Regions from separate parts of the Mus musculus genome. Here all the other regions are linked to region 7. The links are chromatin loops, found by intact Hi-C in ENCODE. Cell type or tissue: heart. All regions are shown on one strand. Links, peaks and the distances in the headings refer to the core of each region. The heading gives the core; the rest is flanking DNA. Region 1 overlaps Zcchc4 (zinc finger, CCHC domain containing 4). Region 2 holds the start of Pi4k2b (phosphatidylinositol 4-kinase type 2 beta). Region 3 holds the start of Anapc4 (anaphase promoting complex subunit 4). Region 4 holds the start of Smim20 (small integral membrane protein 20). Region 5 holds the start of Zcchc4 (zinc finger, CCHC domain containing 4). Region 6 overlaps Zcchc4 (zinc finger, CCHC domain containing 4). Region 7 holds the start of Sepsecs (Sep (O-phosphoserine) tRNA:Sec (selenocysteine) tRNA synthase).

Evidence for each region. A loop is a pair of places that touch in the nucleus more often than their neighbours do. Peaks named below come from ENCODE experiments on the same cell type or tissue, not always from the same donor. Only the 100,000 strongest peaks of a DNase experiment are listed, where the experiment ranks them.
Region 1: a loop joins it to region 7, with 2.7 times the contacts of the local background. A loop is called at or near these places in 18 of 42 quality-filtered maps.
Region 2: a loop joins it to region 7, with 2.7 times the contacts of the local background. A loop is called at or near these places in 5 of 42 quality-filtered maps.
Region 3: a loop joins it to region 7, with 4 times the contacts of the local background. A loop is called at or near these places in 14 of 42 quality-filtered maps.
Region 4: it touches region 7 in a loop (7-fold over the local background); 2 of 42 quality-filtered maps call a loop at or near these places.
Region 5: a loop joins it to region 7, with 2.7 times the contacts of the local background. A loop is called at or near these places in 7 of 42 quality-filtered maps.
Region 6: it touches region 7 in a loop (4-fold over the local background); 21 of 42 quality-filtered maps call a loop at or near these places.

What each region holds. Positions count from the first base shown.
Region 1 is chr5:52,812,711-52,817,019 of GRCm38, forward strand. Zcchc4 (zinc finger, CCHC domain containing 4) reads left to right here. Exons shown (of 13, transcript NM_001308144.1): 9 at 3,091-3,212; 10 at 3,452-3,527. Among named protein-coding and RNA genes, the nearest start is that of Anapc4, 19 kb to the right of the region's middle. In heart, for the core only: no CTCF peak of the experiment used is centred there; no DNase peak of the experiment used is centred there.
Region 2 is chr5:52,740,656-52,744,964 of GRCm38, forward strand. Pi4k2b (phosphatidylinositol 4-kinase type 2 beta) reads left to right here and starts at 919. Exons shown (of 10, transcript NM_025951.3): 1 at 919-1,313. The coding sequence starts at 1,064. In heart, for the core only: a CTCF peak has its summit at 1,686; a DNase peak (open chromatin) is centred at 966; H3K4me3 peaks cover 2,063 bases; H3K27ac peaks cover 1,154 bases.
Region 3 is chr5:52,831,612-52,835,920 of GRCm38, forward strand. It overlaps Anapc4 (anaphase promoting complex subunit 4), which reads left to right and starts at 2,524. Exons shown (of 28, transcript NM_024213.2): 1 at 2,524-2,781; 2 at 4,067-4,172. The coding sequence starts at 2,653. In heart, for the core only: no CTCF peak of the experiment used is centred there; a DNase peak (open chromatin) is centred at 2,390; H3K4me3 peaks cover 2,149 bases; H3K27ac peaks cover 2,230 bases.
Region 4 is chr5:53,266,159-53,270,467 of GRCm38, forward strand. It overlaps Smim20 (small integral membrane protein 20), which reads left to right and starts at 948. Exons shown (of 3, transcript NM_001145433.1): 1 at 948-1,200. The coding sequence starts at 1,086. Gm40303 (a long non-coding RNA gene) reads right to left here and starts at 969. Exons shown (of 2, transcript XR_868423.2): 1 at 1-969. In heart, for the core only: a CTCF peak has its summit at 2,328; DNase peaks (open chromatin) are centred at 1,123 and 2,133; H3K4me3 peaks cover 2,143 bases; H3K27ac peaks cover 1,685 bases.
Region 5 is chr5:52,780,601-52,784,909 of GRCm38, forward strand. Zcchc4 (zinc finger, CCHC domain containing 4) reads left to right here and starts at 2,455. Exons shown (of 13, transcript NM_001308144.1): 1 at 2,455-2,614; 2 at 3,389-3,507. The coding sequence starts at 2,491. In heart, for the core only: a CTCF peak has its summit at 2,421; a DNase peak (open chromatin) is centred at 2,481; H3K4me3 peaks cover 1,456 bases; H3K27ac peaks cover 1,186 bases.
Region 6 is chr5:52,820,096-52,824,404 of GRCm38, forward strand. It overlaps Zcchc4 (zinc finger, CCHC domain containing 4), which reads left to right. Exons shown (of 13, transcript NM_001308144.1): 13 at 3,523-4,309. The coding sequence ends at 3,592. Among named protein-coding and RNA genes, the nearest start is that of Anapc4, 12 kb to the right of the region's middle. In heart, for the core only: a CTCF peak has its summit at 1,817 (motif pointing left); no DNase peak of the experiment used is centred there.
Region 7 is chr5:52,667,309-52,671,580 of GRCm38, forward strand. It overlaps Sepsecs (Sep (O-phosphoserine) tRNA:Sec (selenocysteine) tRNA synthase), which reads right to left and starts at 2,393. Exons shown (of 11, transcript NM_172490.4): 1 at 2,267-2,393; 2 at 1,591-1,745. The coding sequence starts at 2,380. In heart, for the core only: a CTCF peak has its summit at 2,400; a DNase peak (open chromatin) is centred at 2,433; H3K4me3 peaks cover 1,337 bases; H3K27ac peaks cover 984 bases.

The DNA of each region.
Region 1 (4,309 bases), core at 160-4,159, 150 kb after region 7:
CTCGTGGGAAGAGTGGCTTTTCTTACGACACTCATAAGTTTATGTGCAAAATATCTTTTGTTGAATTTAATAAGGTACCACATATATTCTACTCCACAAAGGGCTGCACCAGGGAAACATTATAAATTGAAATCTCTTCAAAAGAAAACTACTTAAACTACTATTTTAGGTTGATTTTTTTTTTTAAAGTAAAATCCATTTTTGTGTCTTGCCTCTAACAGGTAACATATATTCACGGGATTTTTGAAAGCTGGGAAGAAACGTAGAGGTAACCTGGGCTGACTTCCCAGTGTAATAATCTCCTTGCTGAATTCATGACAAGCGCTCATCCAGCCTCACTCGGATGCTGTCGGGGCGCAGAGTCCTAAAGCCTTACAAGGCAACTCAATTTATTTAATAGCTCTAATCGTTAGAGAATTTTCTCATATTGAGATAAAATATGCTCCCCATTAACTCCTAACCATTGCTCCTGGTTCTGTTCTCCGAGGCAATAAAGGATAAGTCTAATTTCTATTCCATATGATCCTCCTTCAGTTATGAACTAGCTGTCAGTTCCTCCCAGTCTTTTCTGAACAAACACCCCCAATTTGTTAAACTATAAATCCTATTCATTGCTATTATTTTCAGTAGAAATGAGCAGGTTTTATCAGTGTCTGTCTTAAAATTCGGGGACTGAACGAAGGGCTGCAAATGGGACCTTAACAAAGTCTTCCCTTGTTGGGATACTGCGCATGCGTAGAGGCCTTCCACCAGCCTACCTGGGAGGCAAGGCAAGGCTGAGGGTGGAGGCCCCTGCTGGCGGGCAGCCTATCAGAAACCCTTGGGACTTTGACTTGTGCCTTGCCTTCCCTCAGCTAGTCTGCCCAGCTGTTTCTCACTGCTGCGGTCTGAGCCTTAGTGGATGCATTTATGAGTAAATCTGGTAATACCGGGTTAAACCAGAGCTGTGGAGAGTTGAGCAGTCTGCCATCAGAAGCTTGACTCCTACAGTTTGGATGGAGCGTGGAGGATGAGTGCTGTTGAGTGCTCAGCCCTGATGGAACTTTTTTATGCCATATTTTTTTATGTATTCTTTGAGAATCTCATTCATGTGTACGATGTCTTTGGGTCATAGCCACTCCTGCACTTTCTCCCTGACTCCCCGGAAGCGGGATATCTGTATCAACATCCTCAAGGCTGAGGAGATATCACGGAAGAAGGAGTAAAAGGGATGTCAGAGTCAGGATGGGGAGGCGTGCTGTGAATGCCGCTTTCTGATTCCCTGTGCAGTACCTGTCCGCATCCTACCCTGTGTGGGAGGGTGACAACTACTGAGGAGCTGTTGACAGCTGAACACTGCTGGAAGAGGCAATGCAAGGTTTCTTCTAGGGTGTGGTTGCTGGTAGGTTGTCCATGCTGAGTGACCCTTCCCCCACCCATGCACACGCTGGTAACTAATTGGACTCAGAGACTCAGAGGGATGGAGATATATGTATATGCATATGCACATATACACATGCACATATATACCTTTTACAGGACGTGAAAATGGGAAGAGGAAGCACTGGAGTGGAGTCAGGGAAAGGGAGTTTGGTCGGATATGATCAAGATACATTGTATACATGTATGTATAGTCTAAAAATACTTGTTTTGTTTTGTTTTGAGACAGGGTTTCTCTGTGTAGCTCTGGCTGTCCTGAAACTTGCTCTGTAGGCCAGGCTGGCCTCGAACTCACAGAGATCTGCCTTCCTCTGCTTCCTGAGTGCTGGGACTAAGAATACATTTTAAAAATTGTTTTTAAGAAAAGCCCGTCTCGCCGGGCGTGGTAGCGCACACCTTTAATCCCAGCACTTGGGAGGCAGAGGCAGGCGGATTTCTGAGTTGGAGGCCAGCCTGATCCACAAAGTGAATTCCAGGACAGCCAGGGCTATACAAAGAAACCCTGTCTCAAAAAAAAAAAAAAAAAAAAAAAGAAAAGAAAAAGAAAAGAAAAGAAAAGAAAAGAAAAGCCCGTCTTCCTGTCATGGTTTCCCTTGTTTGTGCTTCATTTATTTAATAGCCAGCTTGTAAGCCTGGTCCATTCCAGCTTCCTAGGTGTATCTTTGCTTCTCATCCAAAGCGTTCATGCCATCTTATGTGGAAGTTAGGATCCACCCGTCCTGAGCTCCTAACTGTCGTGGTATTCTTGAGGAGGATCTAAAGCAGTGGTTTTCAAACGTGAGCATGTGAGGAGGACTTGCTAAAACACATTGCTGGGCCCCACTGCCAAGGTGTCTGAGATAGTAGATGTAGGCTGGGTAGGAACTTGCATTTCTAACAGGATCCATCCCAGTAATGTTGGTGTTGCCGATCCCTTTTTGAGTATTATTTATCTAAAGAAAGACATGTTTAGTAGCTAGGGCGATTCACAACAGCCTGAGAGTGAGTATGGATACTAGCACACAGGACAGGGGATTTAGGCATATAAGACAGTGCTTGGTGGCCTCACTTTGAAAATAAATGCTGGCATCACAAGTTCAGATGTCGAGGGAGGTCAGTGTTTGGAAGGGTCACTGCTGGGTACAGAACCAAGGGTTCTTCATCCCCATCTTCCTGCCTCGTGTCAGCCAGACTGTGGACTAAGTGACTCCTCAGTGTAGCTCTCAAAGTCAAGATCCATGACCTTTTATAGGTAAAAAACATTCCTCAGATTGTAGAAGGCTGGGCAGAGACCGCACTTTGATGTGGCCAGCTGAATAGCAAGCTTTTCTCTAAGAAAGTGGAACATCTCAGTGTCACTAGCATACATCTTCAAACAAAGCCTGTGGTTAGCATCAGAAATAAAGCTTTAATTACAAAATACTTTGTTTTGTAGCCTTTTAGATAAAGTTAGCGTCATTCCCATTACCCACCAACATGAGTGTGACATAACACATCTTTCCCTTGTTGTAATGGAATGCCACTGCTCTAGGCGCCTCCTGAGGTTGGCGGCGAGTAAACTTGCTTTTAGGACTTTCTTATTCCCTACTGGAGCACCTCAGCCTGGATCTTGGCATCAGTTTGTTTGTTTATTGGTTAAAGGAGCTTAGCGAATGTTGACTCATTTGAGTGAATTTTCTTTTTTCTTCCTAGGTGGATTATGATAATCATGCGCTTTACAAACATGGAAAGACAGGTCGAAAACAGTCTCCTGTCCGAATTTTCACCAACGTTCCACCCAACAAAATAATCCTTCCATCAGAGGAAGGATACAGGTGAGAGCGCTTTGAACTTCCCAAGTCACCTGAAAATTCACATCTATGTACCTAACAGTAAAATGCTTTCAAATACTGAATCATGTGGTTCTTATATTACCCTCAGATTTGGTCCATAATTTCATACTGAATTGAATTCTGATTACCTCCAATTTTTGGAGCAAGTACCTTGTTTGCTTTTGTCAGTTCTGTGAATCTCAATGAACACTTGCGGCTCATTTCCCTGTTTCTCTCTTTAGATTTTGCTCCCTCTGTCAGAGATATGTCTCTCGTGAGAACCAGCACTGTGTGCATTGTAATTCTTGCACATCCAAGGTATAGTTCTCTTATGTCACCCACTTTTATGGAAGGGATTGTTTTATGTTAGTTTGTTAGTTTTATCACTTTTAAAGTGTTATGTTAATACTTGAATTCATGTGTATTATTTCCACCTAACCTTAATACAGTAGTATTTTATTCTAATTACAAATTCAGCAGGCTTTTAAAAGGAATCTTATTTTGTGCATGAAAGTTGTGTGTGTGTGTGTGTGTGTGTGTGTGTGTGTGCATGTGTGTGTGAGTAGGCACATGTGAGCCATGGCACACGTATGGAGGTCAGAGAATAACATACAAGAGACAGTGGTCTCCTTTCACCATATGGGTTCTGTGAATCCAATTTGGGTCATCAGGCTTGGTGATGGATGCCTTTACTACTGAGCTATCTCTCCAGCCCGAAAACAGGCTTTTTAAAGTACTTAATTTCTTTCATCACCGTAAATAGCTATTTCAATCATTTTCATATGGTACTTACGAAGAGTGTTTCAAATAAGGCACTAAGTGCTGAATTTATATGTCTGTTAAGAGTAAAATTATGATGTTTCAAATCAGGCTTTGGACCATTAGATGCCATTGCTGTTCTGATGAAGGAATGGTTAGTAACATGCACTGTGCACGTTTTATGTGCTAGCCTTGTTTCTAAGAGTTTTGCATGGGTTAACAAACACATTTAGTCCCCAAAATAGCCCCTGAGGTAGGCATGGTTACTCTCTGCTCTCTTACAGCCGCTGCAGAACAAGGGATCCTGCCTCCTGTTGATGGGTTTGGCTCTTGTGCTTTTT
Region 2 (4,309 bases), core at 181-4,180, 74 kb after region 7:
ATTATCAGCTGAGTCAAAAGTGAAGCACACTACATCAAAAACAGTGGAACCGCAGCTAAAGCAAAGCTCTGAAGGCAACTCAGCTCTAAAGGCATTATGTTTAAAAGGTAGGAACCTCCTCGATTTTTTTTTTTTTTTTTTTTTTTTGTTTTTTGTTTTTTTCGAGACAGGGTTTCTTTGTGTAGCTCTGGCTGTCCTGGAACTCACTATGTAGACCAGGCTGGCCTGGAACTCAGAAATCTGCCTGTCTCTGCCTCCCGAGTGTTGGGATTAAAGGCGTGCGCCACCACGCCCGGGTCTTCCTCGATGTTTTAATCTTTACTAAACAACTAGGAAAAGAAAAGTGAAACAGATGAGTAGTAAGAAGCAAAATAAAAATAAAAAATAAAGTCAGCGAAGTAGGGAAAAAAATTAGCACAGCCGAAATACAGCCTTTGAAAGATTTCTAAGTGTTGACACACCTTAGTTTAACTTCAGTCAAAGCAAAAGAAATCTATAAATTACCACTATCAAGAATGTCTAAACATACACTCCCGTCTCGATTTTAGTAGCAAATAAATGCATATAATGCACAGATTATGATTACAAAACTATATATTTAACATATGGACTATAGTAATAGAAGTAGCTCCCAGCCTTCATGAACTTTTAGAGAAAAGTTAGTGAAATAAATGTATATTATGTATATAGTAATAAGAGAGGACTATTTAGGTTGGAAGGGATGCACCTCCCGCGGAAATGACGCTGGTCCTGGCTTTCTGCTGGATCCACTGCAATGGCTGGCAACGCTCTGGGAGTTGAGACACAGGTGGCCATCAATGCCCTACCCCGCCCCGCCCCGCCCCACCCTCGCTTGCCCCACCCCCTGTCCTTCTGCGCAGGCGTAAGGAAGGCGTCCCGGGGCTCGAGAGGCGGGGCGTGGCCGGCGGCTGGGCGTGGCCGGCGCGGGCTGGTGGACTGGTGAGGTGGCGTCGGTGGGAGCAGTCCCCCGCGGTTTGGCGTGATGCTGGGGTCCCAGTCCGGAGCCCGGCGGCTCTGAGCGCCGGAGCCGCCCCGGGACATCATGGCGGAGGCCTGCGAGCCCACCCGCCCCTCGGAGGACGAGGACGAGGAGCGGGAGCCGCTGCTGCCTCGCGTTGCCTGGGCCCAGCCGCGGAGGGTCGCGCCCGGGAGCGCCGTGAGAATGCAGGCGGACGAGGGCGCGGATGTCCTCCGCGAGCCCGCTACCGACGAGCCGCCGGCGGTGTCCGGGGAAGGGTCGATCTCCGCGAGCTTGTCCACCGAGCTGGATCGGACCCGCACTACGAGCTCAGGTGCGACCCATGCGCGCGCGCAACCCGCCCTTCCCTGCCTCAGTTTCCTCTCACCTTTCCCTCTGTGGCAGGAGAACGGGGACCACTAAAATCTCACTCTGTAGGCTTCCCCAAAGAGTCAGTCCAAGTGGGAACCCAACACTGAGGGAAACTTCATCCAGGACTGTGACGTAAGTTGTTTGTTCAAGTTTGGACTTAAGTTCTGAATTAAGAACGCACAACGATCCAGAAAGTTCTCGTCGGAGTCATGAGTTTACAGGGCGGATGATAAGCCGAGAGATAATAGGAAGGGATGACCATTTGCCGCTGGGACAAGTTTCAAAACTTTCTATTAAATGTTGCTATTGTGACGTTAGCCAGAGGGGGCGGAGGCGGGCGAACTCCTGCCGCCAGCTCTCTGCAAAGTATATTTGCGCGCTTAAAAAGAAAAACACCTTTTCATTATCTCCTGGGCTGATTTTAAGTGGACCTTTGAAAGAGAGGCTAACTAACAATGTTTAAACTAAAAATTAAGGCATGCTATTGCAGGCCTGGGTGTCTGTGTGGTGAGTTTGGACCGGTGGAGTGGAGTGTGGCTGAAATGGAGTAGATTTGTATGAGATCCATCTGGAGTCTAGACTGGCTTTTTTTTTTTTTTTTTTTTTCCCTTTTTCTCCTACTTGATGATGATAGGATGGATCCAAAGAAGTATCATATGCACTATTCCACGAGCATCATTCCATATGACTCCTTGTGGAAAAGCCACAGGGAAGGTAGTTGTTATTAATACTGCATTTCTTAGAAGTTAAGTTTATTTGACCTACCAGTGTGCTAATGTGACTTGAAATGATTTGAACAGGGCAAGTCAAGAGTTCTAACAACTTTTATTCAAACACAAATCCTCTAAATAAGAGACCTAAAGGAAGTCGTCTCTGAAACACATTAACTACATAGGGGTCTGCCCTTACCACGACGTTAGCTGATGGATGAGTTTGCCATGCAACACTGAATAGAGCAAAGGAATGTGAAGTTTTCCACTTTCACAAATCTCTGTTCAGCCAGCTGCAGTGGACACTTTGGCCCTATCTGAGGTAGAATCTAGTCTGTGAGGTAGCTAAGATCCATATGGCTGCTACTTGCCCCAGAGTTACCTCGTGTGTTAGATTGAAATAGAGCCTTGAAATAGAGTCTTGAAAAACTTTTACTGTTTGAGTGGGTTGGATTGGTTTGTGTGTTTTCTTTGTTGTCAACACTTATATTAAGGCTAAAGTCAAAAGGACGAGAATGTGGTAGCTAAAATGCAAATGGATTATAAGAACTCTTAGCTCCTCGGTGGTGATAGCTAGGTCAGAGTTCACAGTTTAAGATGAGTTTTGACATTGGTTCTCACAGCAGCACAATGGGTGAGTTGTCGCTGACCCTCTTTGTGAAAACTGAAACTTAGTAAAACGGTAATAATGGTGGCTCCTATTCCAAGATGTTTGCACAGTCACAGATCCAGGAAGTGGTCAAGTTATGACTGAGCCACTTCTTTTCTCTTCCAGGTCCTGAACTTTGTCCGTTTTACTCTAGGAGTCTGTGTTACAAAACAACTACTGCTTTGGGGTATTATGTAGGTTCTTTTTAAAAGGATTTTTTTTTCTGACTCTTTATTCTACTTAAAGTGTTTAAAACTAGCAAAGGTTTATGATTGAATAATTTAACTACTTTTAAGTTTAATATATTAAAAGTGTCCTTTAGCTCTTTTGTCTTTTACATGCAGTTGTCATGAGAACACCTTTAAGTTTTTAGATTAGTATTGACATTTCTGGTGTTTAACTATTTTATTTATACAACCGCGAGCCTTATGTTCTTGAGCCAGTGGAGAATGTCATGCATCTCTGGTCTTTATATTAACAATGTAGTTGGCAGATTCTAGAAGTCTCCTGAACTGTAGTGCTATTAAGTCAGTATTCAGTCATTGAAACCAGTGAATGAGGCTGTAATAATACTGGTATACTAGGTGCACGTGCTGGCTGTGTTCTCTGCACTTCACATGTAATAGATTGAAAGTAGCCCTATGAAATAAGCACTACTTTGGATTCCCACATAAAAAAAGCAAGCTTGACTTGGTGGTACATACCTGTAATCTCAACACTTAGGTGGGTGAAGCAGAAGGACAGCCTTGAATTTAAGGCTAGCCTGGGCTGTAGTACCAGGCTAGCTAGGATTGCATAGCAAAACTCTCAAAACAAAACAAAACAAAACAAAAATCCTAAAAATAAGCAAAGGGTTTTCAAAAGCAGCAGGGGGTAGAGAGGTGACTCAGCAGTTAGCAGAGACCCCAGCACTCAGATTCATAGCTTTCTATAACTCCAGTTCCTTGGCAACTGATGCAGTCTTTTCACCTCTGTGGACACCAGACATGCACATGATACACATACATACACACAGGCAAAACATTCACACCATAAAATAAAATAAAATAAATAAATCTAAAATGCAAATAAAGAGGCAGAATGTAACTTCCCGAAGTCTTATTTCAGTGGAAGGAATCTCATAACTAGTGGGAGGCGTTCTGCCTGATCGGGGATCAAGAAGCCAATACTCCTAACTATTTTAGGGCAGGTTTTTAAGAATACAAGTTTCCTTTGTCTTGACAGTCCACCATACCTGAGCTTTAAAAGTAAACAATTATGGAACTAAAAAGTATTGCTCAGCCTGCCAGTGCTCCAAATACAGCTGCATGTGCTGACTCCATCCTGTAATTCTAGAAGGAATAGAAGGCTGAGGCAGGAGCAAAAAACTTAGGTTTAAGGCCAATCTCGGCTATATAGTGAGTTCAAGTCCAGCCCAGCCCAATTCAATAGGACTCTTATCTACAAAACAAGTAAAACTTTCAGCCATTCTTATCCATTTATAACAGAAATGGACATCAATCATCAAATATTTGATTATCTGCTGGGCACCAGTAGAAAGTAAGTCTTGAGGAGCCGACAGTAAGTACCTTATATCAAATGGTGGCCTGTGGTTAACTG
Region 3 (4,309 bases), core at 238-4,237, 160 kb after region 7:
TTCTGTATCTTTTCATAAATACAAGAATTTATGTCTATAAAGATGGAAGATCCTGAAGAGGATGACTATGCCATATCCAAAAAAAAAAAAAAAAGTTCAGAAAATGTTCCTATGGTTGGACATTTGGTTTGATTTTTTTTTTTAACTACATTGAGCAAGCCAATAGTTATCATATTTTACCAAATCTGGGACTTCCTTAAAGGTAGATAGATGTGTTGTGTTAATAATTATCATGTATTACTTACTATGCAGTGTGGTGTTTGTTTTATATGTAACAATAATCATATTACTAAGTGTTTGTTTCATATAAATGCAAATATTATGGCTCTAGAACTCTTACTAGAAACTATTCAAACTGGAATCACGTGAGTTAGTCTCTGGATTTCTTTCCAAAAACAGTAAGTGAAGTTGTGGGGGCATCGTGGTTTGAATATGCTTTGCCCAGGGTGTGAAATTTGGAGGTATGGCCTTGTTGGAGTAGGTATGTCACTGTGGGTATGGGCTTTAAGACCTCACCCTAGCTGCCTGGAAGTCAGTATTCTGCCAGCAGCCTTCAGATGAAGATGTAAAGCTCCCAGCTCCTCCAGCACCATGCCTACCTGAATGCTGCCATGTCCCCACCTTGATGATAATGGACTGGACTGAAATTCTGAGCCTGTAAGACAGCCCCAATTAAATGTTGTCCTTATAAGAGTTGCCTTGGTCATGGTGTCTGTTCACAGCAGTAAAAACTCTTACTAAGATTGAAGTTGGTACCAGAAGTGGGGTATTGCTGTGATAGGCCTTTTGTCTGGAAGAATGTGGATTTGGGGACTTTGGATTTGGAAAGCAGTTGAATGCTTTAAGTGGGGCTTAATGGGCTATCCTAGTAAGAATATGAAAGATTTAGTTGCTGAGATTGATTTGAACTGTTCAGAATTGGCTCAAGACGGTTCAGTGGAGGAAAGTTTCAATATGGCCCAGAAACTGTTTTTGTAGTGTTTTGGTGAAGATTGTGGCTGCTTTTTGCCTTTGTCTTAAGAGTCTACCTGAGTCTAAGATAAAGAGACTTATATTAATTGCATTGACAAAGTCTCAAAAAAGCCCAGCAGAGACCTTGTTCTCTGGTTAAGTCTCATGAAGAACATTTTAAATAAGCATAGCAAGTTTAGAAAGGAAAAATACAAAATGTGGTTCACATATTAAAGGGGCACCAGGAAGTGAAATGGAGCTGAATCTTACGTTCTAGGAAATAAAAGATTAAGGGATTGGGGGTAAGATCCCATCCAGCTAAGTTTAGATTCAGGCATGGTGGTATACACCTTTAATTCCAGCATTACAGGCGGCAGAGCCATGCAGATCTCTGAGTTCAGAGGTTCAGTCGGACATCATCAAGGTGGGAACATGGCAGCATCCAGGCAGGCATGGTGCAGGAGAAGCTGAGAGCTCTACTACTTCATATCAAGTCTGCTAGCAGCATACTGACTTCAAGGCAGCTAGGATGAGGTCTTAAAGCTCACACCCACAGTGACACACCTACTCCAACAAGGCCACACCTCCAAATGGTGCCACCCCCTGGGCAAAGCATATTCAAACCATGACAGAGGGAAACAGTTTTGATAAACAGTACTACTGATGATAAAATGTAGACTTACTTTGCTCTCCCTTCTTGCAGAGTGGTCTTTATACTTAAAACCCAGAGCAGTTGTGATCAACAGATTGACAATTGAGGTTGCCTGGGCAGTGTCTGTCCACATTTTCTCACAAAATTGAATGCTTAGATAGCCACAGAATAAATCCTGTTTCCTCTTAACTGTGGTGAGTTTGCTACAAGTCAAGAAATCATTTAAATAAGGCGAAAGAAAACACACTATTTGTCCCTGTTAGGGAGGGTGCAAGCACTTTAACAGTATATGTCTGTAGATAGGAATCATTCAGTGTTTTGTTTTCTTTTTAAATGGTGATTTCCGTCCAATGTTAACCCTCTTTTAATTTGCTAAAATGCTGCCTGATAGAGAGGTTTGTTGTTTTAAATTCTACAATGCATCCAGGGCTGAAAACGACTGTGTGCCAAAGGAGGTCCAGTGTGTGAGTCCGGAGTTTTGATTAGAGCCTAAACCTAGAACAAAAGGGATTGTGTACACAGCAGCGAATTTCTGAGCAAACGGAAAAGGCCTGGAAGGGTTCCCACACGTCCGCGTATACAGGGTTAAGGATTCCTTTGGTACTTGCTGTGCAGCGGGCAGCCCAGAGTAGGGGACCTCCGAGACACCAGAGCTCGCTCCGCCCTAGCCACGCCCAGCTACGGCCTAGCTCCGCTCCCTTCTAGCCCCGCCCTCACCCGCTGTAGCCTAGGCTAACTTTGCCCTAAGCACTCGCTCGCCCCGCCCACACGGCTCCGCCCTACATCAAGCCCCGCCCTGCGCTCTCCCCGCCCCACCGGCGCGCGGCTGCTGTGCCACTCACTTCCTCTCGCGAAGACGTCCCGGCGTCGGCGCCGGAAGCTTTCTCCGAGCGCGGAGGGCGGAGTGAGAGGGCGGGGAAGGCCGCTGGCTAGGAGTAGGCCGAGTCTGCGACTCTGGCAGGTACCGCTGCTGGCAGGGCTTTGTGCCAGAGCTTTGTGGCCGGGTGCTCCGGCGGCCTTCTCGCGCACGTCGTTGCAGGGCCGCACCCATGCTGCGCTTTCCGACCTGTTTCCCATCCTTTCGGGTGGTGGGAGAGAAGCAGCTGCCACAGGAGATTATTTTCTTGGCCTGGTCCCCCAAGCGAGACCTCATTGCTTTGGCCAACACTACAGGCGAGGTAAGTGAGCTGGTGAGAGAGGTCGCCTGGGCTGGGACCCTCGAGCCTCAGTTTCCCCTTTGGCAGACGTGGCGAATCGCACATCTCTCCTGCCCCTACATCTCAGCATGGCTGTTAACTTTAAGAGACTGTGTAAAATACTGTGCCTTCCAGACAGGATGTGTATTCCATTTCCTGTATGGCCCAGAAGAACAAATTCCCTCCAAGTTCTGCACACCCAGGACTCCAGGAATTGATTTGGCCAGGGATGCACCATCAGACCCCGCCCAAAGTTGGTTTCAGATTAGTAGAGAATGAAGATGAACTGTCAAGTCCAACTGGAAGTGTGTGTGTGTGTGCAGTTGCTACAGAGGATGCTTGGTTCCGAGGTTTTACATCTTTGTTACATCTAGCTATTTAGAAGATCTTTAAGTTGAAAGGCTGATGCCTCACAGAATTGCAGACAGAATGCGTGTGGACGTTGTCAGTTAGCATTTCTGACATTAGGAACGTGAACATGCGATATCAAGTACAACTAGATACCCATCTTTCTGTGGAGGATGACTATTACCTGACAGCCATCTTGAAAGGGTCCCATCATCCATGCCACTTAGCACCCTCACCTATGTAAAACTAGGTGGTAAGGAAGGCCTAGCACCCAGAAATGCTTAGTGTGCCAGATTGCATTATCGTGTTGTGTGGCACGGCTCTGTCTCTAAGATCCATGGCTGGTGACATAGCTAAGGCGTGGGCTAAGAGTGCAGTCATTATTGTTGTTATTTTACTATGTCACCTACATATTCATGTTGTTTGTGTTACTTCTTTTGTCTATTGTCTTGGATAGGCTTTTTAACCTTTTCAAAAAGGTAAGTTTAAAAGATACAAAAGGGGCTGGAGACATGGCTCAGCTATCAAGAGCACTTGCTGTTCTTATAAATGACCTAGGTTTGGTTCATAGCACCCACATGGTCACAACTGTCGGTAGCTTCAGTTCCAGGGAGAACTGATGGCCTCTTCTGGCCTCCTGGGGCACTGACTGCACAAATGTGGTACAAATACATACATGTAGGTGTACCTTAAAAAAAAAAAAAGAAAGAAAATATGTAGAGTACAGGACTAAGTTGGGCCTTCTGAGTTCACCCATTTCTTTGAAAATGTCTTACATTCGTTTGGACACTGTTGTTCTGTAGATTGCAAAAAAAAATACTCAAAAGTAGTAATTAAAATTTTTGTTCTGTGGGTCTAGGTTCATTTTATCTCTGCAGGTGAGTTTGCAGCTTTCTGCTATCATGTCTTTTCATCTTAGGTTTTGCTGCATCGCCTTGCAAGTTTTCATCGAGTTTGGAGTTTCCCACCAAATGAAAGTACAGGAAAAGAAGTGACCTGCTTGGCCTGGAGACCAGACGGCAAACGTATGATAATGCTACAAACGTGTATCTCTTATTTCCAAAAGGATAGTCTAAAAACAGTACTTTTTCTTGGTATATTTTAGAATTATGGTTTTGTTTCTGTTGTATAGGTCTTACTGTATAACCCTGACTGGCCTAGG
Region 4 (4,309 bases), core at 262-4,261, 600 kb after region 7:
GCAGATCTTCTCTGGACTAAATAATGTTGCTGGGGTCAAGATAAATACCTTCTGTGCAGCCCAGACTCGCTACTGGTGTCATTTCTATTTCTAAGGGATTGAGCGAAGGCCCAAGGAATGTTGGTCTTAGCTGCCCAGCCCCCTGAGGAGATCATATCTTCTGACTCAGGCTCTGTAAAGGAGAACAGGTGCAGAGGTGGGGGAAAGCAATCCCCACAAGCATGGCGGGATGAGGGAACAGGTGTCAGTCTTCAGAGGCTGTGCCCCAGGCAAAGAGCCAGAGCCCTAGGGACCTGCCACTGACTCTGTGCTGTTCCTAGATTTTAATAGTTTTTGTTTGCAGCCCTCGATTAGTTTTGGGAATCCCTGTCTACTTTCTGAAACCCCTGTATAATTCCCCCCATAACCCAGCACACACAATATGGAGAGCAAAGAGGACAAGGGATCAAAGTTAGATCACTTACTGTGCTCAAACACCCTCCAGGAAAGGCTGTCTTGGGTCAGAAGACTCAGTGACTAATTTTGCAAATACCTTGCAAACCATTCGAACCAGGTGATTTGCTCCTTTGTGGCTCATGCCCACACACAGCTTTCAAAGAGGGAGGCCCAGTCTTTCAGAGGCTTCTAGCCTCACCAGTCACCAAATGTCACATTAATGAGGGGGAAGGGTAAGAAAGAGTTGTTGGGAACAGAAGAGTAAGACAGAAGGTGGTAATTGGAGCAGAGAAGGAAGGACCCAGACCCGGGGCCAGTAAGAGGTCAAAAAGAGGGCACGAGAAAGGAGTGTAGCCAAATACAAGTCAGCACAAGCCACCAGTGTCTCGGCCTCCACGATGGCAGCCGGAGGGCGAGGAGGCGGGTCTTGGTTTGAGGCCCCGCCTTATGCCGCGCCCTTCCTCGGATGACCCCGCCCCACTAAGAGGCGCCCAGGCCCCGCCTCCGAGCTCAGAGGCTCCTCCCTGCACTCCGATCCCGGAAGCGAGCTCTGCTCCGCCTCTTCCGAGCTGGGTCGCGACCTTGAGGCCGGGAATCGAGTTTCCAAACGTGCGGGGGCCTTCGCCGGCTCTGCTGCCCCCTTTCTCTCCATGGCAGCGGCCCGGAACCTGCGCACCGCGCTCATATTCGGAGGCTTCATCTCCATGGTCGGCGCCGCCTTCTATCCCATCTACTTCCGGCCCCTTATGCGGCTGGAGGAATACCGTGAGTGACCTCTGACCCCGCGCAGTGGCTGCTCCCAGCGCTACCCCGAAGCCCTTAAGCCCCTACCCTATCTGTTCAAGGAGTGCTGAGGAAGGATGTGGACTTGGGAGTGAGGCTACCCGGGTTCCAGGCTCGCCCAGTGCAGCCCGGTGACCACGGACAAGGGGCCCCACCTCTGACCTTCAATGTTGAGGCTCTACATATCTTTTGCAGGATCAGCAACAAAACTGTGAGCATCTTAGGGGTCACAGAGGTGATGTGTATGAAAGCAGCCTACACACAGCAGGTCAACACTAACACTAGTTCACACACAGTATATACTGATATACTGAAGATTTAATGTTTTGGGTTAAGCATATACCGAGTCGTTGAATTTGCACGGGCTTCCCTTGGGGTAGATGCTACCCATTTTACAGATGGAGGTCACACAGCTAGTAAGTGGTGAGGGAAATGTTCCAACCCAGGCGTCTGTCCGCAGAGCCCCGCTCCATCCACCCAGGCTGAGATGGTGCTATAGTGGAGAGCTTTGATCATTCTGAGTTGAAAGGTGTTTTTATGGTGCATCATTGCCAATCCCTAAGATGTCTTGGAGCGGAAATATTTCAAAGCTAAACTGTTAACCTGGGTTCTGAGTTTTTCCTCAAATCGTTTTTTTTTTTTTTAGATTCTGCTGGTTTCCTTCATTTTTAAGCTGGCTGCTCACATGACAATGGCGAGTGTCCGGGGAGTCATTTTCCTCCTTAATCATTCAGGTCCTATCATTCTAAAAGCCACACTCCTTCCTGGAGACCTATACCTCAGCAAGGATTAGCACTTTGATACATCTGAAACCATCTGTCAGCGAGGAGAGATGAGGCATTAGAGGATCATTTTGTTCTCCAGGAAACCTGAATCATCTTGAAGATGGAAGAGGGCCAGCCCAGCCCCCGGGGAATATTAGCTGAGGCTGAAGCTTGGCGATTTCAAGCCTCATGTAAATGTTCTGACCATCTCCAGCGCCATAACACTTGGTTTCTGGAGGCAAAGCATTTTAAAGTACACACATGAATCCCCTGACAGCTTCTTTTCATCAGCTCAGACTAAGATGGTCTCTGTGCTTCCTGCCTTCAAGCCTTCCTGCATGCGCCACGTGTGGAAGGAATGTGGGCTTGTGTAAGGTCCTGCAGAATTTGTCTCCATCCTGGATGGATCCCTGCCACAGGCTATTTTATTACAGCTTCTAGAGTTGGAGTTGAGACTTGGTCTGTTGGAGGTTCCCTTTAGAAAAATCCCAGTTCTGAAGAAGACAGGGGTGTGGTTCTCAGCCACTGTGCTATCTGGAGGTGTTTTGCTTGTCACAGCTAAGGAAGAAAAGGGGAGGTGAGAGTAAGCCATTGTACTAGATAGGATCCAGGATAAATTTCCCACAGTGCACAGAAGCATCACACTGTGAAGGCTACCCTGCTCTTAGTCAGCCGGTTACCCTGCATGTCTTCCAGGAATACTCCCCAGTCTTTGGCTGACCATGTTGCTTTAGGCGGGCAGGTCAGGCTCTAAGACTGTCTACACCTGCTTGCCTTTTAGCTTATTTTAATTAATTCGACCAACTTTAACCAAAGGTTATAACTAAAATTTTTTAAAAAGTAAATAATACTGAACAGCTAATTTTTATCAGAAGTTTTGGTTTTGGTGGGTTTTTTTTGTTTTGTTTTGTTTTTTTCATCCTTCCAAGTGCTTCAACTCTGCTAAGACATTTAGTGCTCGTCATAACCCTTTGTGGTGGCTGTTAGCTGGATAACATGTAGGCAGGTATTTCCTCACTCTGAGCCTTGCCTGTTCCCCCCGCTGTGGTGATGGTGTTTACTGAACTGAATTTGTAAGTTTAGGGTGAATTAAGTGAAGTATAGTCTCATATTAGGAATTGTACCAAAAAAAAAAAAAAAAACAAAAAAAAACACTTTTAAAAGGAGGTCTTGGTGAGGAGTGAGATACAAGCAGGTGTGTGCCTTAGGCCGGCAGGAAGCATGCCCAGCTAGCTCAGTGTGTGCTCAGGAGCTGGGAGCCCATTCCGTTTCCAGTATTTATAGTATTTAACCGCTTTCCTTCCTTATACTCAGAGCCTGCATTTTAGCTGTCACTTGTGCCTGGTGCAGTTTAGATGTGGGGCAGCCCTGGGCTGGCCTGGGCCTCGTCCCCTGCCACCTCATTCTGTCCTGGCCCTGTGCATTTTGGGTAGTGTTTTAGCCCGTGCGTCCCCTGCACCTGTAGTCACTAACATCACTGTTTTTCTTTATTTGCCTGCTCTTCATCTTTCCCATATGCCCCCCATGCTTCTCTTGTGTGCATTTTTTTTCTAAAGCTTAGAAGAAATGTGTGTTGTTGAGGGGTGCACATACGGCAGCTTATGTGTGGTGAGATCAGAGGACAACTCTCTGGAATCATTTCTTACTCCCCTACTTTAGCGTGGTCTGTGGGGGTTGGATTTAGGACACTGGGCTTGCGTGGCAAGTGCTTTACTGGCTGAGCTGTCTCTCTGGCCCCAGTTGAGGTCTTTCTGAGATATACCTGGTACTACTTCTCTGGTGAGAATTTGTAATGGGAACCTGTTTTGGTTTGTTAGGAAATGTGGAACCCTCTGGATCGTTGGCACTGGTCCTGCCATTCGTCCTTTGAGGGCAGTCATCTGGCTTGCTTAATTAAAACTCTGCAGTTACCCACTGCTATCCTCAAAGTCCAGCCAGTGGAGGTTATTGAAGTATTTTAGCAAGGTGACTGGATCCACTGTGCACCAGCTTCGGTCCCACTGTGGGGAAGAGGGACCTGAAGGAAAGAAAGATTGGTATTGAAAAGCACTATTGTTTTTTGGCATCAGGAGATGGTGCCCAGCCTGTACCAGAATACTTTAGGGACTGGGAGACTGGTGCACAAAGACTTGTGACTGATGCACCTTGCCTCAGTGTTCTGTACAGAGATACCATGGCCATGGCAACTCTTTTAAAAGAAAGCATTTAATTAGAGCTTGATGACAATTTCAGAGACCCAGTTCATTTTTCTCATGGCAGAGAACATGGCAGCACACAGGCAGATGCGGCCAGTGTTGGAGAAGTAGCTAAGAGTTGTACATCTGCAT
Region 5 (4,309 bases), core at 228-4,227, 110 kb after region 7:
CCAGTGAATGAGGAGACACAAGATTAGAACAGATTGCCAAAATTAGTATGAGGTCAAGCAGAACCATTCAGGAAAGGCCAAGGAAGAGAAACCAGATCAAATCAGTCAGCTTGGAAAGGAGTTTGTGAGCCAGAACTGCTGGGTTGAACAGGCAGTTAGAGTTCAGAAAGAACAAGAAAGGGTGAGCTTATTCACCAAGAAGTCTCAGAAGCTGAAAACATTCTAAGTCCAGATATATGGAGGCCAGAAGCTTCCAGGACCAGGCCTAGGTCAGCAGATTGAGACCATAATCCTTCCAGACAACAGTTGGATAGGCAAATAAAAAGTACTTTTACATCTGTGACTGGAGTGGTAAAGCAAAAGACCATATTCTACCAAGCATCTGGAAATTTACAGGGAAGGCTAATAGGCAGAGCTACTTGTTGCAGAAAACACCATCCTTGTGGAAAAGGATGCCCCAGTAGTGACTACACATCTCCATCATGATGACTGTCGTATCAGTCATCTCTGTTGCTTGTGTTTGATAGGACCAAAGTTTTTCAACCAGAAGATAGAGACAATGCTAAGACATTCTCTACAAAAGATCTGGCTTCACTCATTGTGTTTGAAGGAGATTTGGAGAGTGGAGTTCTCTGAGGATAATGGGATAGTCTTCCTGGTACTTGTAGGATTTTACTGATTTGTCCAGAGACTCTGTGGGAAGAGTTTCCGAATTCATTGGGTCTTAGGATCAAACTCTGAGTGACAGGACAGGCAGCCAGAGTCCACCCCTGTGCTCGGGTCTATTTTCAGTTTCCATCAGAATCCTTCCAAGGATTTCAGAGTATTTCTGCCCCCAGTATTTCCCAGTATGAAGTAAAGACTCTATTAGGCAATAAAAACACTCATAACTTACTGATGATTATCATAACCCTGTTAGCAAATAAATACATAGATGTCTATCAACCATAGTTAACACCTCATAACATTCCAGTTACCGATGGGATGTGTACGTAAATGTTCCCCCACCCCACCCGCAAAAAAAAAACCCTAAAACCTAGGATCTTGGTGATGTTGTAGCCTCCCCAGTTTTTTAAATTTTACTCTAATGCCTATGCAATAAAATCCCCTAGTGGCAGAGTTTCTAGAATTTGTGCCTGTTGTAAACTGGTGAATAACTGTGTACCTAAATCTAAGGTGTGGGATTTTTCTCACCAAAGTTTTTCCTCAGAAAAGAGAAGACTGTATCATTTTTGAAGGCTGCTTTATTATCATAATTATATACCTCCTCATGTACCTTATTCAGATCAGAGTGTGTGCATGTGCATGTGTGTATACACGCATGTACGCGTGTTACAATTTGCAATTTCATTGACAGATGTGTGTATGAATGAGCCTTGACTACTACTACCACTGTTTGGAATTAGATAGACTGATCTCTCCCACTTGGTTATTTTCTTTTAAAATTATTTTAGCCATTTCTTTGCCTTTCCCTATAAAATTCAGAATAATACTTTGTATATCTGGCTGAGATTTTGCTAGAAACTGCACTCAACCTGTCTGCACTTAACCTGGTAGGAGGTGGCATCTTTACTGTGTTCCGTTTCCCGTGTAATGAACAGACCACGCTTCCACATTTATTTAGATCTTTCTTGATTTTTTTTTCAACCACATTTTCTAGTTTTCTGCTCATGAGACCTGTGTACGTTAAACAAATACATGCTTCTTTTGCTTGGAAATTCTAAGTGGTATTCTAAATTTTATGTTTAGACAATCACTGCCAGGGTATGTTAGTCTCATATCCTGAAACTTACCAAACTCAAGTTAACCTAGAAGTTATTTAAAAAGTGTACATTCTTTGATATTTTTTATGTAGACAACTGCCACTGGCAAATGGCGACATTCTTTTCCTGAGGTACAAACGAGAACGAGAATTCAATAATTACGTGTAAGAGCAAGTGTTAGATGAGCTCCAGGCATGGTGAGGCATGTGTTTGTAACCCCAGCATTTGGGAGGTAGAGGCAAAAGATTAGGAGTTCCAGGCTACACTCTGCTACTGGGGAGTTAGAGGCTAGCCTGGACTACATGAAACCCTGTCAGAGAACAGAACAGAACAGAACAGAACCAAACCAAAAGACTAGACAGTTCTTTGGCATTGTTAAACGCAATAGAGCTGCTGTGCTGTGTGGTTCAGCCATTGTTTACCTCTTTGTTGCTCTTTTGGATCTATAATCTAATCAGATCTTTGTTCTAAAGATTCATCTCTTCTCCTGGTTATAGGTGCTCTCTTGGCATAGGCCTTCCAGCTTCACCCCAGAACCCCCACGGGTGTGTGTGTGGGTGGGTGGGTGGGTGGGTGGGTGGGTGTCCTGCTTAGTTTCTCACTCTGGGTCTGACGGCGGCATGGCTCCTCCAGGACGCGTGGGGCGCTGTGGGTTCCGCGTGCCGCGGCGGCGCTCTTTCTCCGCCTCCTTGGTTGGGACAGAGGCTTTCGGGACTTCGGCAGAAAGATGGCGGCGCCCATGGACTGTCTTGAGTCCCTGGAGGGTGATGGCGACGCGGGGCGTAGGGCGTCCGGGGTAGAGGTGGCGCTTCCCTCGAACCCCACGGCTCCTGCCCCGCTGTGCCCGCACGGTGGGTCGGCGTCTGCGCTCAGCCTTGCCGGCGGCGCCAATGGCGAGGCTTGGGCTAGGTGCTCTGCGGGTTTTTCGGATTTGTGTCTGGAAGAGAAGGCTTTTTCCCACCCCCTCTTCCTTACCTTGTGTGATGCGTGAATAACACCCGGTTTCAGAAAGTGTTTGTCACTCTATTTAGTAAACCCCCAGAGAGGTCCTGGCTGCTGGAGCTTTGTCTCCAGAGCTGTTAGCATCTCTGCTTTGGGGGACAGGTTAGGGAGAAAGCCGAACGTAGAATGCACGGGGCTGAAGGCTTCTTGCTGACAAGTTCTTAGCGGAATTTAATTTGTTGAATTGATGGGGTTTTATTGTTTTGAAGTTAGAATAAACAACAAAACCCTGGAAGCCTAATTAAGTTTACTTCTTGCGGCTTTCCAACTGTAAAGCTCAGGGTTTCACTGAAAATGGTAACGGCAAACCTTGCAGTTCTCCGGGCTTTCCCCCTTGTTTTATTCGCGTTTGTTCTTTTAAGCATACTTTCGTCATGGACCCCAGCTGTTGACTATTGTAATGTAAACAGAAAGCATTTTCTTTTTGAAGAGAGCAGTTTTAAAAATTATTTCTAATATTCAAATGCATCAGTGTTGCAATGGAAGAAAATAAGATTTATCAAAGAGGATAGTACATTGAATTATAAATTATGTATAATGCCTAAATAAGTTTTATTTAAGGCAGAGAAACTTGGTGTAGACTACTGCTTGATACTTATTTTTTCTTCCTATTCTGGAACTAGGGCCTACTCTTCTCTTTGTAAAAGTGAACCAAGGGAAGGAAGAAACACGAAAGTTTTATGCCTGCTCAGCCTGTAGAGATAGAAAAGACTGTAACTTTTTTCAGTGGGAAGATGAAAAGGTACAGTAACATTTTGGCTAGTTTTACGGAGAATGAACCAGTAAACATGAAGTTTAAGCATTATATAAAAGGATTTCTTTATTTTAGTGCATTTGGTATTTTTAAAGATTTTTTTTTTCCTTTTTTTTTTTTTTTTTTTTTTTTTTTTTTTTTTTTTGAGACATTGTTTCTCAGTGTAGCCCTGGCTGTCCTGGAACTGATTCTGTAGACCAGGCTGGCCTGCCTTTGCCCCCTGAGTCCTGGAATTATAAATGTGTGCCATCACTGCCCAGCTTAATGATTAATTATGTGTATATGTGTGTGCACCTATTTATTGGTATGCACACATGAGTGCAAGTACCCATGGATATCAGAAGAGATCCTCCGATCCCCTAGAACTGCAGTTACAGTCAGTTATGAACCTCCTGATGTGGGTGTTTTAAATAGAGTTAGGTCTTAAGGTAGTGTTTGATCTCAACTACTGGGCCATCTCTCTCACCCCAAGATAAATATCTTAGGAGGGATGAAAATTTCATGCTTTGGATTTTGTTTTTAAATTCTGGGCATTAAAGTTAATACTTAACTCTGAACTTTGATACAGATGTGTTATTGTCTTAAATGAAAATTAGTTCCCTATAAGATTTGATGTGTTAGTATTGGGTAGTCAACTTACAACTTCAGTTTTGCTATTTATTAGTTTCTTTTGGTTTGTTTTTGGTTAGTTTTTGGTATCTTCCTGTGTAGCTCTGACTGTCCTGGGTCACTATGTAGACCAGGTTGAACTCAAATTCACAGAGCTCCACCTGCCTCTGCCTCCTGAGTG
Region 6 (4,309 bases), core at 92-4,091, 150 kb after region 7:
AAGGGCTATCGGATCCCCTGGAACTGGAGCTACAGACAGTTTCGAGCTTTCATGAAGGTGCTGGCAGTGAACCTGGGTCCTCTGGAAGATCAACCCGGCCTCTAAACCACTGACATCTCTCTAGCCCCTGAACACACCTTTTTTAAAAAAATGTTAGGGATCATGTCTTCTTGTTTCAGTGATTTAAATTATAAAACAAAAATAGAACCTTGGTATTACACACTACCTACAGATTACTAAATAGCTAAATTTAACATTATGTGAAAATTGAGATTATGGTAAACAATTTCCTAATCATCTTATTTTGTGATGAAATGAACAGCTACTACGAGAGGTTTTTGAAGCTTCAGCTGCTATGATGGTATTATAGGTATTGTCTGCCTTATTTATCTGTTTGTTTAAATCCAGTAGGACATTTTCCATTAAGGACCAGCTCTTGAGCTATGTTTCCTATTTAGACTGAGTTTTTGGTTTTGTTTTTCATAAATTTACTTTGTAATTATTTCTACTGAGTAGTTCAAGGTAGAAGAATAAATTTTAAAAATTAATTAAATGCATTTTATAATTTTCCCCTTAGAAGCCTCCAATAACAAAACACAGCCCATCTACCTATTGGTCTAGGATGGTTGCATCATTTACAGTGCAATTTTGAGTACAGTCAGGAGTTAACATGCTCAGCCTTTAATTCTGTGAATTAATGTATATGAAAATTGAATCTCCTGCTGGCTTTTCGAGACAGGGTTTCTCTGTGTAGCCCTGGCTGTCCTGGAACTCACTCTGTAGACCAGGCTGGTCTCGAACTCAGAAATCCACCTGCTTCTGCCTCCCAAATGCTGGGATTAAAAGCGTGCACCACCACGCCCAGCTGAAAATTGAATCTTCATATTGGTGTGAGTTTTGGTTTTAAGACAGTTTTGCTCTGTGGCTCAGGCTGGCCTGGAAATTGAGTTTCCCCACACGCTGGGCTCACAGGCCTGTGCTGCCACACTGGAGTGGTGTTTACTAATGGACTATAGGCTCTCTCAATAAGCTCTGTGTATGTTTGCTGTTGAAAAAAGCAAGTCTAGCTTGGTGTTGTGGTGCCTGCCTTAAATCCCAGCACCGGGGAAGCAGTGGTGGGCAGAGTTCCTGGTTAGCCAGGGCTATGGTGTCGTGACGCCCTGCTAGAACTTTTTTTTAAGCTAGTCTTTTGTTGGAGTGTTAGTGACATTCTGTTTCAGGGGTGGGGAGCAGAGACTGACTTCCAGTATTGGATTTTGTCAACTTTAAGAGCAAATCCTTTGTGGTACAGTCTGCCTACAATCCTCAGGTAGTGTTGCCTTCTTCAGCCAGAGGACTCTCCTTTTCTCAGTTACTCCTCTCTAAAACAAACAAACAAACAAACCCCAAAATAACTCCCAGAAACACACACATCTGCATAATGAAATTGACAAAAATATTTTAAGAAATTTATTTTTTTTTATTTTATATGTATGAGTGCTTTGCCTGTACCTATCATGTATGTGATCATGTCCCTGCCTGATGTCTGCAGAGGCCAGAAGATGCCCTGGAACTAGAGTCACAGATAGTCACAGTTGCCACATGGGTGCTGGGAATCAGGCCCAGGCTCTCTGCAAGAGCATCAACCTCTCCAGCCCTGAAAAAAAAAAGCCCCTTCTTTATAAATGGCAGTACTTTAAAGATATTTGAGCATACCGTGGCGTGCCATATCCTTCAGTCCTAGCATTTTACAGCTGTCTTTTGTAGTTTGTTTTTCCATGGTTAATTTTTCCCTCAGATGTGAACTGGAATGGTGCTGGCTCCCTCTTGTGGTGAAGCTCATTCTGTCAGTTATATAAATCCGAAGGGTAGAGGACAAATACTAGGTCAGTGTAATTTTAAGGCAAACTAAAATGAGTAATTTTACTCAGCCAGAGTACCCCAGTTCACACTTTGCTCTTGAAGGCTTTGTTTATATACATTACAATGGAATGCTTCTTAGATTCTTTCCTTCTGCTTATTCCCTAGTGAAATCTGGTTTATTTTCAATCCTGCTTATGAATAGATGAACCAAAGAGAAATTTAAAATTTCTCAACAAGGCTTCATTGACTTTTCTATTAGAGATTATACTTTACTCCATTAGAGTTTCTAAATCCTTACTTACCAAGAAGCTTTCCTACTTTAAGGAAATGACTGGTTGAGAGAGGAGGTTTCTGTAACACACAAACAATATAAAGTGACTTTTATTTTGAGCTGGTGGGTATTCTTAGTCCATAGCACAAAATATGGAAGATATAAATCATTAGAGTTCTGCTGAGTGGCCAAGTAAAACTTCAACTAACTGGTGTTCATGGATGGTCCTGCAGGGCTGCCGTTTTACTAGTTGGGTAGTTATTATCAGATGAGGCGGAACACAGACTCTAGAGTCAGGCCCTGCCACTCTCTACTTGGGTGAATTTAGGACTTCAGAGCCTCGAGGTTTTTTTACCTGAAAAAAAAAAAAAAACCCAAAAAGCAGAGAAACATTTACCTAGTGTAGTTTCCTAGTTCCTTGAATTTCAAGGCCATGCCCGCTCTTGTGTATTTCAGCACCCAATACAACCTATGCTAAAGGAACAGAAAGAGTCTGCTGTTCACCGTGGCCTTTCCCAGGTGTCTTCCTGGAGGATCAAGAAGTGAGGGCCTAGCTTAGTTTGGCTCACAGGAGCCATGGCTTCTGACTCTCAACAACTAATGCTGCTTGGTAGTCAGAGCCTTTGCCAGCTATGCCCAGGGGCACAGTGTGTGCACCAGCACAGTCCTCGATAGGGCAAGTGGCATGGTTCTGCTAGTGTGGAGAAGTGAGTAAGTAGTCAGGACTCTCGCCATCACGGGCAGCAGCATCTTGGTGGTGAGAGCAGCAGAGCAGAGGATCTGTTCTGTCCGCCGTGGCAGGTTGCAGCGGGGCCTGACTGTTCCAGCCTGTTCCTTTAGAACAGCTTGCTTTCAGGAAGCTTGGGACACAGAAGTCAGGCATCCCTTGAGGTGCTAGCTGGCACTTTTACACCTGCGAGGGGAAGGGAGATTAGCTTCGAGGCTTTAGGAAAGGGCCTCTGCAATGTGGTCAGTTTTCCTTTACTTGTTGTGCAGTTTCATTTCTCTGCCCCTGCTGACTGCCGCATGTATTAATCCCTTTCTTAAAAAAAAAAAATGTAATTCAGGGACTTGGAAATGGAAGTGCTGAGTTGAGCAGTATAAATGTAGCAAAGAGACAAGCCCATTGGGGTGGCTGCTCACTCGTGTGGCGTGTCTGTCCCGAATAGCTTGTTCTAAATGTAGTAACCATCTTTTAAAGAAATGTCTTCGGAAATGTCTTTTGTGTGATCAGGCCCATCTCTTTCCTTGTTGTCATGGTTAGGACACTGGGGATTTATGCTAGCCCCACAGTAAATTCTTTCATGTCTTCTATTTTCCTATTTGGATAGCCAGTTAATTAAACTTCAGCATAATTACATAATTCACTGTGCTCATTCCATAAAATAATTTAGCACCTTGCTTTTCAGAGCTGTCAGAAAGCAGAAGCAAAGAAAACGTAATAAGATAAGAAGGGAGGCACTAAAGGACAATCCATGAATCACACATCTGCTCCAAGAAGAAGGAAGAGGAGGGAAGGGGCCATCAATATCCTCACTCCTAAATGTCCAGTGACTTGAGAATAAGCAAGATTTATAGTCCAACCTTTGATGCCATTTTCTCCGCGTGCCACATGGACTTAAATCCAGCTGCTTTCAAAGGTGTGCCCCTTCCTAAGCCTGGTAATGGGCAGGTGGCATTTGCTGGCTATGTCCCTTCAGCTGCCTCTGCAGACCGGGGAGCCTTCTGTAGGCAGCAGGTTGCCTGGCTCTCTCTCCACGCTTTTCCACCCTTTAACGCCTCACCAGTGTTTATTTTGGCCTCTTTTGACTGAGAAACTGACGGATGTTCAGTACCTGTTTACTTCGATACCGGATAGAAATGCAAATGAAAGTCTACCGCTTACCTGCTTACCTCGTGTGCGTTGAGCTTTTGTTTCACTTTAGGTATGAAACTCTTGTTAAATGACCAAGTCATACATTAAAGCACATCTGGTCCATAGCCCATCGGCCACATGTGCCCCAGGATAGCTATGAATGTGGCCAATCATAAGCACACTTAATACATTGTGAGGCTTTTTGTGAGATTTTGGTCATGACTTGTTCTCACAGACCTTGAGTAGGAACATTGTAGATGATGTCGTGTTGCAGTGTCAAAAGTTGGGCACAGCCGGCCAGTGGTGGCGCACGCCTTTAATCCCAGCACTTGGGTGGAAGA
Region 7 (4,272 bases), core at 1-4,000:
TCTGCATCCCTACTCATTAGCATCACTTCTGACTGCAAATATTTTCATTAAAATTTTAGTAAGCCTCAAATATTTCACCATGATTTAAAAACAAAAAAACAAGAAGTTTTTTAAGAGATCATATTTCTCACAGAAAGGGTGGAAGACAGAAATAAGCAGTCATATCCAAAAGCACTACCAATTAATGATTAAATCATTCTTGCCAGGCAGTGGTGGCACAGGCCTTCAGTCCTAGCAGAGGCAGGTGAGACTCTTAAAAAAATCACTTTTCAGAATGGAGTAAAATCTCAAAACTAATACAAATAATGTAATCATCTAATACAACTGCTCCCCCATCTGCTGGAATTCAGACAGTGATAAACACGCTCTACTCTCCAGTAAAACCTGTACATTACAAAGAAAACATGGCTGCAAGTGGGGTTGAACACCTTTAATCCTATGAGTCAGGAGACAGAGGCAAGTGAACCTCTTTGTCTGAGGCCAGCAGGAGCTACAAAGTGAGTTCTAGGCCATCCACAGTTACAAAGTGAGAATGTCTTAAAAAAGAAAAAAAACAACAACAACACAACAACACACAACCATGATGTATATCAAGTGAAGTTTGAAAAAAGAAAAAGAAAGAAGGCCACGCCCATGGTAAACACTCTGCAAGGCTGGCTGAACGTCTATGATTGTGGCAAGTTAGCAACTGGCAGGCCAAGAACCAAAACATCTTCCCTCTGTGTGACCTAGCAACCCTGTGACTATTAGGTCAATCCTTCTGGAAGGGACAGAAACCCCCTAGCTTCACCTACCCATAAGCTAAGAATGTCATCAGACAACAGCCAGGGCCTGCAACGGAATTTCCCTGCTTTTCCTAAACATGCCTACCTCTATATTTCTACTAGTGTAGTCAAAAAGTGTCTTGGCCTATGATTTTGTTCTGCGACTATTTTACATAAAAATTTCATGGAACTGTTACCATCCAGAAGAACATAATATTTGGGGTCACCTGTCACTTATATGTATCTCTAGAATAACTCTTATTCCTTTTGAAATGAACTGTTTTTTTTTTTTAAAGACTTGTTTATTTTATGTATATGAGTACACTGTAGTTGTCCTCAGACACACCAGAAGAAGGCATCAGATCCCCTTACAGATGGTTGTGAGCCATCATGTGGTTGCTGGGAATTGAACTCAGGACCTCTGGAAGAACAGTCAGTGCTCTTAACCACCGAGCCAGCTCCTCAGCCGTAACTATGCTTTTTTAAATTTTGCTTTGTTTTGCTTCATTAAGTTTTTATAACAGATGTACTAGTTTAAATATTGTCAGAACACAGCACCAGTGATGTTGACCAGTCTGCTGGATGAAAGAGGAAACCACCATATATCAGAACTACTGTCTTGAAAGCTCCAAGTCTCTCAGTTCCATCTCTCAGTTCCGTTTGATTTCTGTACCCATTACCCATTTCATGAGGGAAGGGATTATTTCTGAGTGGAAACTTTATAATTTAGTAGGAATACCACCACCATTATTTTAAGTTCCTTCCACTCCCATTCCCAGAATGAATGAATAAGTAAATAATTTCATAAGTAGTTTAAGAACCATACCTGTAATGTCGTCGAGCAACCAAAGCAGAGGCCACTCTCCCTTCCCTTTCTCCCACACCACAATTACCCAAGAAATTGTTGCTATCCATGACTGCAAGCTCATGCAGAAAGAGTTCGAGGGTACTTTCATCCCAGCCATCCTCTGGACACTTGCCCTTAAAAAAAAAAAGTAATGGCATTTATATTCAGGTAAATTATCGGCCCCTAAAACTCCACATCAATGTACTTGAATTCCTTTTAATGTGTTTTAATGACCCTTGATTCCTCACATCAGAAATAAACTCAGCAGCTATGAAGGAACGTTTGCCAATTGGCCAAACGTTCGTTTTCTATTTGACTACAAACTATAGAGGTTGCGGACTTATGTAATATGGCCACTGAAGTTTGCGAGGGCTCAGTGGAGTTAGGGAAACTGAAAAGGTGACGTCCTCGGGTGAGTTTTCAAACTAGGGGCTGGCAGACCCTGGGGGCACTACGGTTCAGGACTCCCGTCAAGAGGTGAGGCCAGAGAGGTGCGGCGGGCAGCTGCCCGCGGGCGCAGGTCTACCGGCCGCATGCGATCTATCCCCGAATGGCCCCGGCGGACCAAGCCCTTGGACTTTGACAGCTCCGCACACACCAAGGCGCCGCGCTGCCCCGCCCCTCTCGGCACACGCCGAGCCCGAGCGCCGAGTACCTGCTCTAGAAGCAGCCGGATGAGGTGCTCGTGGGCGCGCCGAGCCTCGCAGCCCTGCCTCACGTAAGCCGGAGACACCCGCCGCTCGCCCGCCGCGAAGCTCTCCGGGTTCATGACGGCGCCCACTGAACACACACCGAGGCCCAGGATGCAACGCGCTGCCCGGACGGTACGGGGCGGCCGTGGACCCAAAACACCCTAAGACGCCGCCTTCGACTTCCGCGCATGCGCAGAGCCGTCTTGGTGGCCCTCCACTCCCATTCCCCAACACCACAAGCACTTGGGAAGAAGTTGGAAACCTTGAGTATATATGAGAGAGTTGGCAAGATTAACGGGTTTCCGGCCAGAAGAAAGGGGAGTTGGATTGGGCTAGGTAAGCCCTCTTGTAATCAAGAACACTAGTACTTCAAGAGAGGGCAGAGAAGGCAGAAGAGTCATTGTGTGGGCTTCTCAGGAAATGACAATTTATGATCTGTTCCAGTCATATTGTTTGAGTCTTCCCCAGACTGTGTCAGATTCCAGAACCTTACATCATACATACCTTGATATATTTCAGCAATTCCTACTGCCTGACAACCTTAGGAAAGGATAGAGCCCTGCTCTCGCGGCAAATTTATCTCATGATAGTTACTCTTTTCATTTTAAATTATGCAATAATCTGCAATAACTCAACCCACCATCATATTATGGGAAGAGGAACCTTATGCATATCTTACCTGAGATCTAGAGTTTTCTCTACTAAGTTTAGATCTACAGAATTCCTTTAAGAACTTTGTACTAACATTTGTCCATGAATAGTGTATCTTTAGAACATAGTAGTAGTCTACCAAATGTAGGAATTCCCCACTGGTAGAACATATATGTACTTACATGTCAGCAAGCAAGCACACATGGCCTGCAAATTCTATATGACTTTGAAATGTTTGAGGGAAGAAGAGTTCCTCACCTTTTTTGGGCACCACAACAAAAATGGACAAGAAGCTACGGGACTCTGTAATGCACTATTTCATAGAATCGTAGCCATATAAAAATAAAGGCTCATGGGGAAAGAGGGGAGATGTGGGAAACAATGAAAATGTTCTGAGAGATCACTGCCAAGCCAGCTTTCTTACCCATTAAAATCCCTGAGCATACAAAGGTCACAATCCTGCAGCTATTCAAAGGCACCATTGTACACTACCGGTGCCTAGCCCCTGCCTTTGAAAAGAAAGGATGTGGTAAATGGTTGGACCTTTTGCTCGGCTAATCTCTGAGCCTCCCGGGACATTTGCTTAGGGGCTACCAGATATCTTCAAAAGGATATCACATGTCTCTATGGAGCCACTCATTGCAACATAGACAAGCTGGTTAGTCTCCCAAGTCAACATTAGCTGTGAAGCTTGACAAAGATCACTGAGGTTAACTGAGGATCATTGTAACCTGCCTACAACATAGTCTAGGAAAAGTCTACAAAAGTGGGCTGAACCATGACCTCAATGGCCATTTCACCATTTTTAGATTGATTTTTAAAATGTATTTTAGATAGTGTATGTCCATTTTCAGGGTGGTCTGTGGTATTTCCTTGCCAAAAGATACAGCCTGTATAGTCTCTCTAAGTTCTGATTTTATTTTAACCTGGGTCAAAAAAAAAATTCTAACAATAACCAAGCCACTTACTTCTATCAAGAAGATCAAATTCTAGTCAAACCTAAAATGACTTCAGCAAGAATGAGAGATGGAAGGACCTCTGCACTGTCTTGCCCTGTGGCAGGGGTGGGAAAGGGGGTAACAAAGAGCATGCTCACCTGCAACGCAAACTGGGAAGGGAAGGGAGCACTGAGAGGGAGGAAGGGGGTGGAAGGAGGGAGGGAGGGATGGAGGGAGGGAACAGAGGGAGGGAGGGAGGGAATGGAGGGAGGGAGGAAAAGGATGGAGGGAGGGAGGAAGGGGATGGAGAGAGGGAGGAAGACAATGAAGGAAAGGAGGAAAGGGATGAAGGAAAGGAGGAAGGGGATGGAGAAAAGGAG